Regions from separate parts of the Homo sapiens genome. Here region 1 is linked to region 2. Evidence: read pairs that join two places in POLR2A ChIA-PET (ENCODE). Cell type or tissue: OCI-LY7. All regions are shown on one strand. Each heading gives the region's core, and the rest is flanking DNA. Links, peaks and the distances in the headings are about the cores only. Region 1 overlaps CSNK1A1 (casein kinase 1 alpha 1). Region 2 overlaps ARHGEF37 (Rho guanine nucleotide exchange factor 37).

The links. ChIA-PET counts read pairs that join two places held together with the same protein. Peaks named below come from ENCODE experiments on the same cell type or tissue, not always from the same donor. Only the 100,000 strongest peaks of a DNase experiment are listed, where the experiment ranks them.
Region 1: POLR2A ChIA-PET joins it to region 2 with 6 read pairs; 7 of 35 experiments call an interaction of 5 or more read pairs at or near these places.

What each region holds. Positions count from the first base shown.
Region 1 is chr5:149,531,803-149,537,182 of GRCh38, reverse strand. The region is part of intron 2 of CSNK1A1 (casein kinase 1 alpha 1); the gene reads left to right. Among named protein-coding and RNA genes, the nearest start is that of CSNK1A1, 17 kb to the left of the region's middle. In OCI-LY7, for the core only: no CTCF peak of the experiment used is centred there; no DNase peak of the experiment used is centred there.
Region 2 is chr5:149,594,340-149,599,719 of GRCh38, reverse strand. It overlaps ARHGEF37 (Rho guanine nucleotide exchange factor 37), which reads right to left. Exons shown (of 13, transcript NM_001001669.3): 2 at 1,765-1,961. The coding sequence starts at 1,950. Among named protein-coding and RNA genes, the nearest start is that of ARHGEF37, 16 kb to the right of the region's middle. In OCI-LY7, for the core only: no CTCF peak of the experiment used is centred there; a DNase peak (open chromatin) is centred at 2,879.

The sequences.
Region 1 (5,380 bases), core at 220-5,219, 62 kb after region 2:
GCTGGTCTCAAACTCCTGACCTCAAGTGATCCACCTGCCTCAGCCTCCCAAAGTACTGGGATTACAGGTGTGAGCCACTGCACCTGGCCAGGCGACTGCTTTTTGTAATAAGAATAATAATCCCTTATTTATGTAATGCTTTGTAATTTATCAAGTGCTTTTACATAAACTCTCATAATTACCACAACACCTTTTGATAAATAAATAGGGTTATATTAAGAATCTTTGACCAGTGAGCAGAAATCACTTACACAGAGTCACAGAGCAAGAAAATAACAAGCCAGGACTAGAACCTATGTTTCTGGCTGCTGGTCCAGTATTCTTGGTACTATGTTACATATACTGTCAACTTAGCCAGCTTCCCATTCTTAAACCTAACTGCAGATTTACTGGACTACTTTTTAATGGTCTGGTCACTGAAGGACTTACTTTTATGAATATTACTTAGTGCTGTATTATTCAGGGTTGCACAGACTTGATAGCTATTCATGTATTTGAATAGCCATCTTTTCTTTCTTTGAGGTTGTATCATTCCTTTCTGGTAGCTTGTGTTGCTTCTTCCATTTTCCTTTTCCCCTTTGCTGTATGTTTGCAGCCCAGGCATTGTGTCCTTTCTTCTGTATTTGCTACGTAAAACAAACATATCAAACTTTGGAATGTTCATTGTTTTCTTTTTGTATTCATTTTCTCCACTAATGAAGATAATTTAATTTTGCCTTTTTGTATCGTTTTTGTCTACAGTTTCTTATCTAGAATACTTAGCTCTATCCATTTAAAGAGGATTTTCTAAGCAAATTAATTAATGCAAAGTAGGGGGAAGTGTTCCCTTCATCCAGTTATTTGTTCTCTTAGTATCTTCATACAGAAACATTGTCTGTAATACAAGTGCTAACTTATAGTGCAAAAATTACCCTAAAGAAAACCATTTGAGGCTGGGCACGGTGGCTCACTCCTGTAATCCTAGCACTTTGGGAGGCCGAGGTGGGCGAATCACCTGAGGTTGGTTGTTCCAGACCAGCCTGACCAACATGGAGAAACCCCATATCTACTAAAAATACAAAATTAGTCAGGCGTGGTGGCGCGTGCCTGTGATACCAGCTACTCAGGAGGCTGAGGCAGGAGAATCACTTGAACCCAGAAGGCAGAGATTGTGGTGAGCTGAGATCATGCCATTGTATTCCAGCCTGGGCAACGAGAGCAAAACTCTGTCTCAAAAAAAGAAAGAAAGCCATTTGGTGGCTGGGTGTGGTAGCTCACCCCTGTAATCTCAGCACGTTGGGAGGCTGAGGCGGGTGGATCACTTGAGGTCAGGAGTTTGAGACCAGTCCCCCCAACATGGCAAAACCCTGTCTCTACTCAAAACACACAGAAAAATTAGCTGAGTGTGGCAGCATGTGCCTGTAATCCCAGCTACTCAGGAGGCTGAGGCAGGAGAATCGCTTGAATCTGGGAGGCAGAGAGGTTGCAGTGAGCCGAGATTGTGCCAGTGCATTCCAGTCTGGGCAACAGTGAGACTCCATTTCAAAACAAAAACAAAGAAACAAACAAAAAGAAAGCCATTTGGTCTCTTAATAGTGTATTAGGAGATATTTTATAGGAGTGTGTTTGATTTCTTTTTTTCTTTCTGAAACTTTTTAATGTACATGTTATCCCTTTTTAAGGAGTGGAGGTAAGTCACTTGAGCCTTAAGAATTTGAGGTTTGAATTAGGGAGTTAGGAAGGGGGCCCAATTTTAGTATTTTACAAGTATGGTGGGTGGTAATGGCTTTGGACATGTTGAAATTAAGGTGAATGGCATATTGTGTTTTACTCTTGTGTAGTAAAGTTAGCAGCAAATACAGAACTGAGCCTAGGCCAGGGAACTGGGATTGGGGTTAGATCTAAGCAAGATCAGCATGTAAGTGATAGTGGAGAAAGTAAATTGAGAGGTGAGGACTCATCCCCTTGGTGGAAATTCGGAATTAATAAAGCAGGAGGAGAGTCAGGATAATGGGCTGTTGAATAAAGAAAGTAAGTTTTTAGGAAGAGGTAATGTGTATCCAAGAAGTAGGAAAGAAATGAGACTTAAAGCGTTTGGGGTTTGGCTGTGTTAGAGCTCAGTACCCAACAGGTGCTCAGTAAAGTAACTTGACTCAATGATTGGGTCTGAGGATAATCCGAAGAGGGAGTTAAGTATATAGAATTGAAAGGATAAGCAGAGGCCATATTTAGGAATTTTTTGATATATGAAACTCTTGCTTTTTTAGTAGGTAAGGGGCTTTTTTTTTTTTTTTTTTGGGAGACAAGGTCTCAGTGTCACCCAGGATGGAGTACAGTGGCTAGCCTCAACAGCCGAGGCTCAAGTGATCCTCCTGCCTCAGCTTCCTGGGGAGTACAGGCGCATGCCACCACGCCTGGCTAATTTTTTATTTTTCATAGAGAGACCGGGGTCTTTGTTGGCCTAGGCTAATCTCGAACCACCTGAGCTCAAGTGATCCTCCCATCTTGACCTCCCAAAGTGTTGGGATTACAGGTGTGAGCTATCGCATGGCTCCTTTAGTTTTTATAACAGAGAAATGACACAGTAAAACCATAGAGGGGTAACTGGAACTAGGAGAATATTTAAGAAGCTAATACAATAATCCAGGCATCTTTCAAAATTTAGCCCAGGTGCTAACATTTTTAGGAAGCCTTCTTTTTTTTTTTTTTTTTTTTTTTTTTGAGACAGAGTCTCGCTCTGTCGCCAGGCTGGAGTGCAATGGCGCCATCTCAGCTCACTGCAACCCCCGCCTCCCGGGTTCAAGCAATTCTTCTGCCTCAGCCTCCCGAGAGTAGCTGGGACTACAGGCGTGCGCCACCACGCCCAGCTAATTTTTGTGTTTTTAGTAGAGACGGGGTTTCACCATGTTGGCCAGGATGGTCTCGATCTCTCTTGACCTTGTGATTCGCCTGCCTTGGCCTCCCAAGGTGCTGGGATTACAGGTGTGAGCCACCGCGCCTGGCCAGAAGCCTTCTTTTTTATCTTCTAAGTAAATTGCTTATTCCTGTATTTTGTATTTATGGTTGCCTTTATATTACACTTGTCATCTACCAGTTCTTCATCAGCTTTATTGATATAATTTACCCACATAAAGGTTAACCTATTTAAGCTGTACAGTTTGTTTCTTAGTATATGTACAAAGTTGTACAACCATTACCATAATTCAAATTTAGAATATTTTCCTCATGCCAAAAATAAATCTTGAACCCATTGTCAGTCACTCCATTTCCCGTCAGCCCTAGGCAACTACTAATCTGCTTTTATATATTTGCCTATTAGAAAACATTTGATCAAGCTTTTGTAATTTGTGTTATGAAGACTATAAGTACATTTTCCACTTCCCAATGAAAAAGTGTATTTTAACATTTGTATCTCCCTGGACCTTCCAGTTCTCCACATGCTGTCCCTCAATACCACCACTATCAATGTTGGAGCAGTGATGACAAGAGCTGACAAAAGTTAGGTCATTTGTGATTTTTTTTTTTTTTGCAACTACGTCCCCGCTCAATTATTTGTGATCTTTGAAATAACACTTTGGGTATTACGGGGAAAATAACTATGTTACTGGGAACCAAGAAAAAATGAGAGTAAGATGCAAATATAAACCAGGTTTTCAAAAAATTACCTGAAGAAGAAAATAAGGTGATCTTACACACTATACCAACCTATGCTGTCACTTAGTTTCTTGTGAGCACCAGACTTCAGCCTGGTGCCAATCCACCCCTTAACCTGGGTCTCTGCCATCTGTCCTTTGAGAATCAACCTTACTTCCTCAGAGAAACTTTCCCTGATGCCTCCCTTAAAAAAAAAGATCAGATCCCCATAATTTGTGCCCCCACAATAGCACTCTTCTCTCCTTCATCATGGTGTTTATCACCCTTCCCCACTATAAGCCACGAAAGCAGCAATTATTTTGTTTTGTCTTGTTAGCTACTCTAAATATTGAATGGATAAATGAATAGTAACTTTGATAATGAACAGTGGTAAAGTTTTTTTTGTTTGTTTTTATAATTTTTGGAGTTAAGGAACATCTACATATCTTTGAAGGCAAAGGGCAAGGAACAAAGGTGGAGAATATGAAAATGTACGGTAATTCAAGGATCTTGGGGGTAATGTTGTAAGCAAAGGATTAGTAGTAACAAGGCAGCAAGAAGAGGGAAAACAAATCATCTTAGTTGACTACGTTATTGCTGAGCAAAACATACATGATTTTCAAATATTAGATCTTATTCTACAGGCTATTTATCTCAAAAGTTGGTTTGGAACAGGGGCTCTTAACCTGGTTCATAACCATATCCACCCCCCATGAGATCTATGTATTTAGACAGGTAAGGAAAATTACATTTTTATTTTCATGAGCTTCTCACTCAAATCTAGTATTTCTTTTTGATTTTAAGTGTAAGTAGGAAACCTCATGAGTTTTAGCAGAACCTTTGACTTTGTCACCAATAGAAATCACTGATTTTTGTGGGGGGTAGATGGAGTTTTGCTCTTACCGCCAGGCTGGAGTGCAATGGCGTGATCTTGGCTCACTGCATCTCCTGCCTCCCAGGTTCAAGTGATTCTCCTTAGCCTCCTGAGTAGCTGGGATTACAGGCGCCCAACGCCACGCCCGGCTGATATTTGCATATTTAGTAGAGATGGGGTTTCACCATGTTGGCCAGAGTGGTCTCAAACTCCTGACCTCAGGTGATCCATCTGCCTCGACCTCCCAAAGTGCTAGAATTGCAGGTGTGAGCCACTGCACCCAGCTAGAAATCGCAGATTTTTTTTTTTTTTAGACTAAGTCTCACTCTGTGGCCCAGGCTGGAGTGCAACAGTATGATCTCAGCATGAGCCACTCCGCCCGGCTGAAATCACAGGTATTTTATATCACATTATTGTTGCAGGTATCTTAAAATATAGTTTACACTCATTACTACATCAAAATTATAGCATTTATTAGACCTGCTCCTATATTTAATGCATTAATAAGCAGAGTGTAGGGCTGGGCACTGTGGCTCACACCAGTAATCCCAACATTTTAGGAGGCCAAGGCAGGCGGATCACGTGAGGCCAGGAGTTCAAAATCAGCCTGGCCAACATGGTGAAACCCTGTCTCTACTAAAAATACAAAAATCAGCCAGGAGTGGTCGCATATGCCTGTAATCCCAACAGGTGGATGAGGCATGAGAATCTCTTGAACCTGGGAGGCAGAGACTGTAGTGAACCAAGATCACACCATTGCACTCCAGCCTGGGCGACACAGTGAGATCCTGTCTCAAAAAATAATAATAATAAGGAGAGTATGTATATTACTATATCCCAAATTCCTTTTTTTTTTTTTTGAGATGGAGTCTTGCTGTCACCCAGGCTTGAGTG
Region 2 (5,380 bases), core at 287-5,286:
GCAAGAGCCTGCATTATTTCTGAAACCCAAAAAAGAAAATGTAAAAAATAAGCACTGTAATAGTAACTCTCACAGTGCTAATTTCTCCATGTCACCACCCTGCAAATGAGACAGTTAGAATGTAGGTCATGGCTCGGTGTGGTGGCATGTGCTTGTAATCCTAGCTAATCAGGAGGCTGACTTCGGAGGGTGAGATGGGAGGATCACTTGAGCCTGGGAGTTTGAGACCAGTCTGGGCAATGTAGTGAGACCCTGTCTCCTGTAAATAAATAAATAAATAAATAAGTTTGCCTTGGGCTTTCCTGGGTGAGCCGAGCCTTGCCCTGGCCTTTTGGGTTCCCCTGCCTGAGGGCCTGCAGGGGCTGTGGTTGGAGACCTGAGGAGGGGACAGAGCCCAGCCCCTCTCCTGTGGCTGAGCAGGCCTCTGTGTCCATGACACCTGTCTTCGGGGGCCTGGGGGCTGTGGGCGTATGTCCTCCCTGCTGGCTCCCCCAGCCCCTGCTGCTTGATGCTCTTGGAACTCTTCCCTAAGGAGTCAGTCCCCTAGAGGCCTATCAGGGAATCCTTTTGTATCTGCACTTTGGGTTTTAGTTTCAAAGCTCCATCAGGTACAGCTCACGTTTCAGGATGTGTGGAAAGCTTGAGTGAGGGCTCCCCTGGTTTGTCCTAGTTCCACCTTCCTTAGAGGGAGAAGGCTGTTGCAGACCCCCATCCATGCCACACCAGCTCAGCACTGCACATCTCAAGGTGATTCCCAAGACAGCTGGTGCCTCCTGGCCTTCCTGCACCAGGCCAAGGGGCACCTCAGAGGATGCTGGATCCTTTGCCTCTTCTTGATTGAGGGATCTCTCTATATATGAATGTGTGTATATAAATATAAATATACATATATATATACACACACACACACATATATATATCTATATATCTATATCTATATATCTATATCTATATCTATATCTATATATAGATATATATATATGAGATTTATTTTTTCTGGAATTCTGTTAGAAAAGTAAAGAAAAAGCAAATGCTATTGATTTATCTCAGGGTACCCAAAGAGGTTGTAGTCAATTTTTGGTACTAGGAAAGGCAGCAAATGCATTTCCTGACTTTTAAGCATTTCCTTGTTGGAAGCCATAGAGGGCCAGGCCAAGTCGCTGACAGTGACTTTGTGATCGAATAAAGAGACCCTTGAAGGGGAAGCAGGAAAAAAAGAAGAAGAGGAGGAAGAAGAAGAAGAGGAAAAAGAAAGAAGAGGAAGAAGAAAGAAGAGGAAGGAGAAGAAGGAGAAGGAGAAGAAGGAGAAGAGGAAGAGGAAGGAGAGGAAGAGGAAGAAGAGGAAGAGGAAGAAGAGGAAGAGGAAGAAGAAGAGGAAGAGGAAGAGGAAGAAAGAAGAAGAAGAAGAAGAAGAAGAAGAAGAAGAAGAAGAAGAAGAAGAAGAAGAAGAAGAAGAGTCAGTTTAAGCAATCTGTTCCAAACTTGAAAAGGGCTTGTTCATTAGCTCACATAGGTCTCCCAGTGATTATTCCGCTCACCAGTTAGCCAAGGAATACACTAAGACTCTAAGCCATGGAAGACCTTGATGGAGGTTGCACGGCCAAGGAAAAGAAGTACTGGGGCTTACATCCAGGTCTGTCAGACTTCACATCTACCACGCTTCCTTTCTGTCAAGCTTGCCCCAGGAATGGATGAGAAATCTCAGAAGCTGGGACCCACATTTGCCCCTATAAAGACAGGTTGTGTGTGACCCCACCCAAGTACCTGCTGGAGGCGGCTCCTGATGTCAGAGGCACAGAGCTGGAGCATGTGCAAGTAGGAGACCTCAGTGTCGATGAGCTCCCGGACAGCCAGCCTCTGATGAAGCAGCGATCTGTCCTCAGAGGCCCTACCTTCCCTGTCCGGACTCCCTGACCTGGAGGATGGCTCGTCGGCTCCATGCTTGGCCATGTCAGCAGGTTCTGGGAAAAGCAAAAGCATCCCCACTCACTTCCAGGAAGAACTATTGGGACATGCTGTCTCTAATTCAATGACAATTACTCATCAAGAGGCCTAAAAACATCTTAAGCTGCAAACAGAGTCAAGATGAACTGTTTATTAGCATTTGTAGGCAGTACCTGAACAATATTGAAAGGCAGGTAACAGCTCTGATAACTCTTGACATTTTAGGTGGTGGCTCATGCCTGTAATCCCAGCACTTTGGGAGGCCAAGGTGGGCAGATCACCTGATGTCAGGAGTTCGAGACCAGCCTGGCCAACATGATGAAACCCCGTCTCTACTAAAAATACAAAAATTAGCCAGGCATGGTGGCGGGCTCCTGTAGTCCCAGCTACTCAGATACGCTGAGGCAGAAGAATCACTTGAACCCGGGAGGCAGAGGTTGCAGTGAGCCAAGATCACACCACTGCACTCCAGCCTGGGCAACAGAGCAAGATTCTTACAAAAAAAATTTTTTTTTAATAGATAATTCTTGACATTTTGAATTCATTTCCCAGGACCCAGACAACATGCTTGCCTGGCTTTTCTTCTATTTCCAATCCAGCTCTTGACCTAGATTTCTTTATCTGGTACAGCTGAATCTCTTTCACCCTCTCCCAGTGGTCCCCCTACACCCCATCCCACCAGCTACCCCATTTAGGCCTTACTACCCATCGCCTGGGCTATTTCCACAGCCCTCAGAGTCATCCTTCCTAATCCACACTGCTCTCCTGCCACCACCACACCCATTCTTTCTGGACACATTTCCAGTTTAAACTCCCTGAAACAAAGCTTGTGAACATGGTGTGCCCTGCTGTAAGACTTTAGTAGCTTCCTGCTGCTCAGTGATCTGATTCCAACCTCATTTCCCCTTCACAGACTGCACTCCAGGCTCTAACTTCATTTCCTCTTCACAGGTTGTACTGCAGTGGAAAGAGAGTTGAGCGCTCTTCTCCATACTTGCATTGGCATTTCCTGCTTTTGCACTTGCCATGCCCCCTCCTGTGTTCCTATCCCCCAGCATTCACTTCTCTAAGGCTACTCTTGATCCTCCCCTCATTTCTCACTCCCACCAGCTGCACTTTTCTTCTCTGAAACTCCTGCAATCCTTTATCTCTAACTTATAAAGTATCAAGGGCCCGGGTGCGGTGGCTCACGCCTGTAATCCCAGCACTTTGGGAGGCTGAGGTGGGCAAACCACCTGAGGTCAGGAGTTCGAGACCAGCCTGGCCAACATGGTAAAACCGCATTTCTACTCAAAATACAAAAATTAGCCGGGTGTGGTGGTGCACACCTGTAATCCCAGCTACTCGGGAGGCTGAGGTAAGAGAATCACTTGAACCCAGGAGGTGGAGGTTGCAGTGAGCCGAGATTGTGCCACTGCCCTCCAGCCTGGGTGACAGAGCAAGACTCCATCTCAAAATAATAATAAAGCGTAAAGGGCAATACCATGGACAAGATGATCTGAAAAACTTTCCTACTACAAAACACTTAGGAATGCTAGATCAGTTATAATAAACTTTTTAACTGCATGACAGATCTTGTAAGGGAGGAAAAGAAATCACTAGGGCCCTCAAACAGGGAATTGAAAACTACGGTGGGGAGCAGCTGAGCTGATGCAGCTGTGGCCCAAAGTAGAGGGGTGGGTAAGGAAGACAGTATTTGAAACTCAGTGAACCAGAGACTTGGGCATTAGTGCCCAGGTAGGAATAGGAGACAAGCTCCTTCACAGAACTGGGACCCCCCCAGCCACAAGGACTTCTGTGAAATGGTGGATCAGGAAAAAAAAAAAAAAATGCAGCTATCCACACAGAAGATGACAAAGACAGTTCATCCTGGCTTGGGTTCTGGGTGAGGAAAAAAGGTCTCCTTCATAACATAAATTCGTAACAACACACCTGCCTTCACTGGGTTTAGGTCCAAATCAATGCTACACATGTGGTCCAGGTGGCCCAAAGCTGATAAATTTATACAAAAAGAAATCCTGAATTCTGAGTGGCCACAACAAAATAAAATGTTTCCAGAAGGACACGTCTTTAACCTAGGCCACAGATAACCATGTCCTGAAGATGAGTTTAGAATAAAAAATATAAGAATGCCCCTGTGAGTGAGTACCAGCAGAAACAACAAGAGCAGGAGTAGACCCCAAGAGTGTCAGATAACCAACCAGTCAGATACAGGCCAAAACAGAAACAGGGAAAGAGGAAAGACACTAGGACAAAAAATACAGACCTGTATAATGTTTTACAAGTACCAAATAGGGCTGGGCACAGTGGCTCATGTATGTAATCCCAGAACTTTGGGAGGCTAAGGCAAGAGGCTTGCTTGAGCCCAGGAGTTCAAGACCAGCCTGGGCAACATAGTGAGATTTCGTCTCTACAGAAAAAATTTTTTTGTAATTAGTCAGGCATGATGGTACATGCCTGTGGTCCCAGCTACTCAGGAGGCCAAGGTAGGAGGATTGCTTGAGCCCAGGAGGTAGAAGTTGCAGTAAGCCAAGATTGCACCACTGCACTCTAGCTTGGGTGACAGAGCGAGACCCTGTCTCAACAACAAACAAACAAACGAACAAACAAAAACAACAACAAAAGAAACATGAACACAGTAAGATACACAATTGTTACACAACATCCCTCATGTTGCCTTTTCACCTAATTCGCTCCAGTCCCCATCCTATCCTAATCCTTGGCAACCACAAACCTGTTCTCCATTTCTATAATTGTGTCCTTTCCCGAAATTCATGTAAATGGAATCACACAGTATGTAATCTTTTAGGATTGGCTTTATTCAATCAGCATAATTCCCTGGAGATTCATGTATATTGTGGGTATCAATAGTTATAGTTCCTTCCTTTTTATTGCTGAGTAGCTGAGATACTTTGTTTAAAAAAGTACAAAGGATACATGGCAAAAATGTTAAAATTAAACAAAGCTAGGAGGTAAGTACGTGGGTATTTGTTGTTTTGTGCTTTGTTATTTTCTGGATGGTTAAAATACTTCATAATATTTAAAATGGCACAGATCCCATGTAACCTTGTGCTCAGCGTGCTCATTTTCCTGGCTAGACACTAAGCTCTTGGAGGCAAGATGAGCACCTATTCATCTTGTATCCTCCTCTGTGCCTCACCATGCCCATGATTAATACTATTTGCTACATAAATGGTTCTTATGGATGTATTAGTATTTGTTGAAGTTTCTGTCTTAGGCCGAAGCCATTGTTCCATAGATCGGAGAGTACATAAATGGATGTTTGGGGAGGGCAGGGATGTACAGAGGGCAAAGGCCCAGAAAGATCCTGAAACAAATCTGTCTGATGCATAGCTGTATTCTGGCTCCCAAACACACCCCGTGATCTGCTGATTTGTCCCTGGCCTGAATGGCAACATTCACTACCTGTGCACAG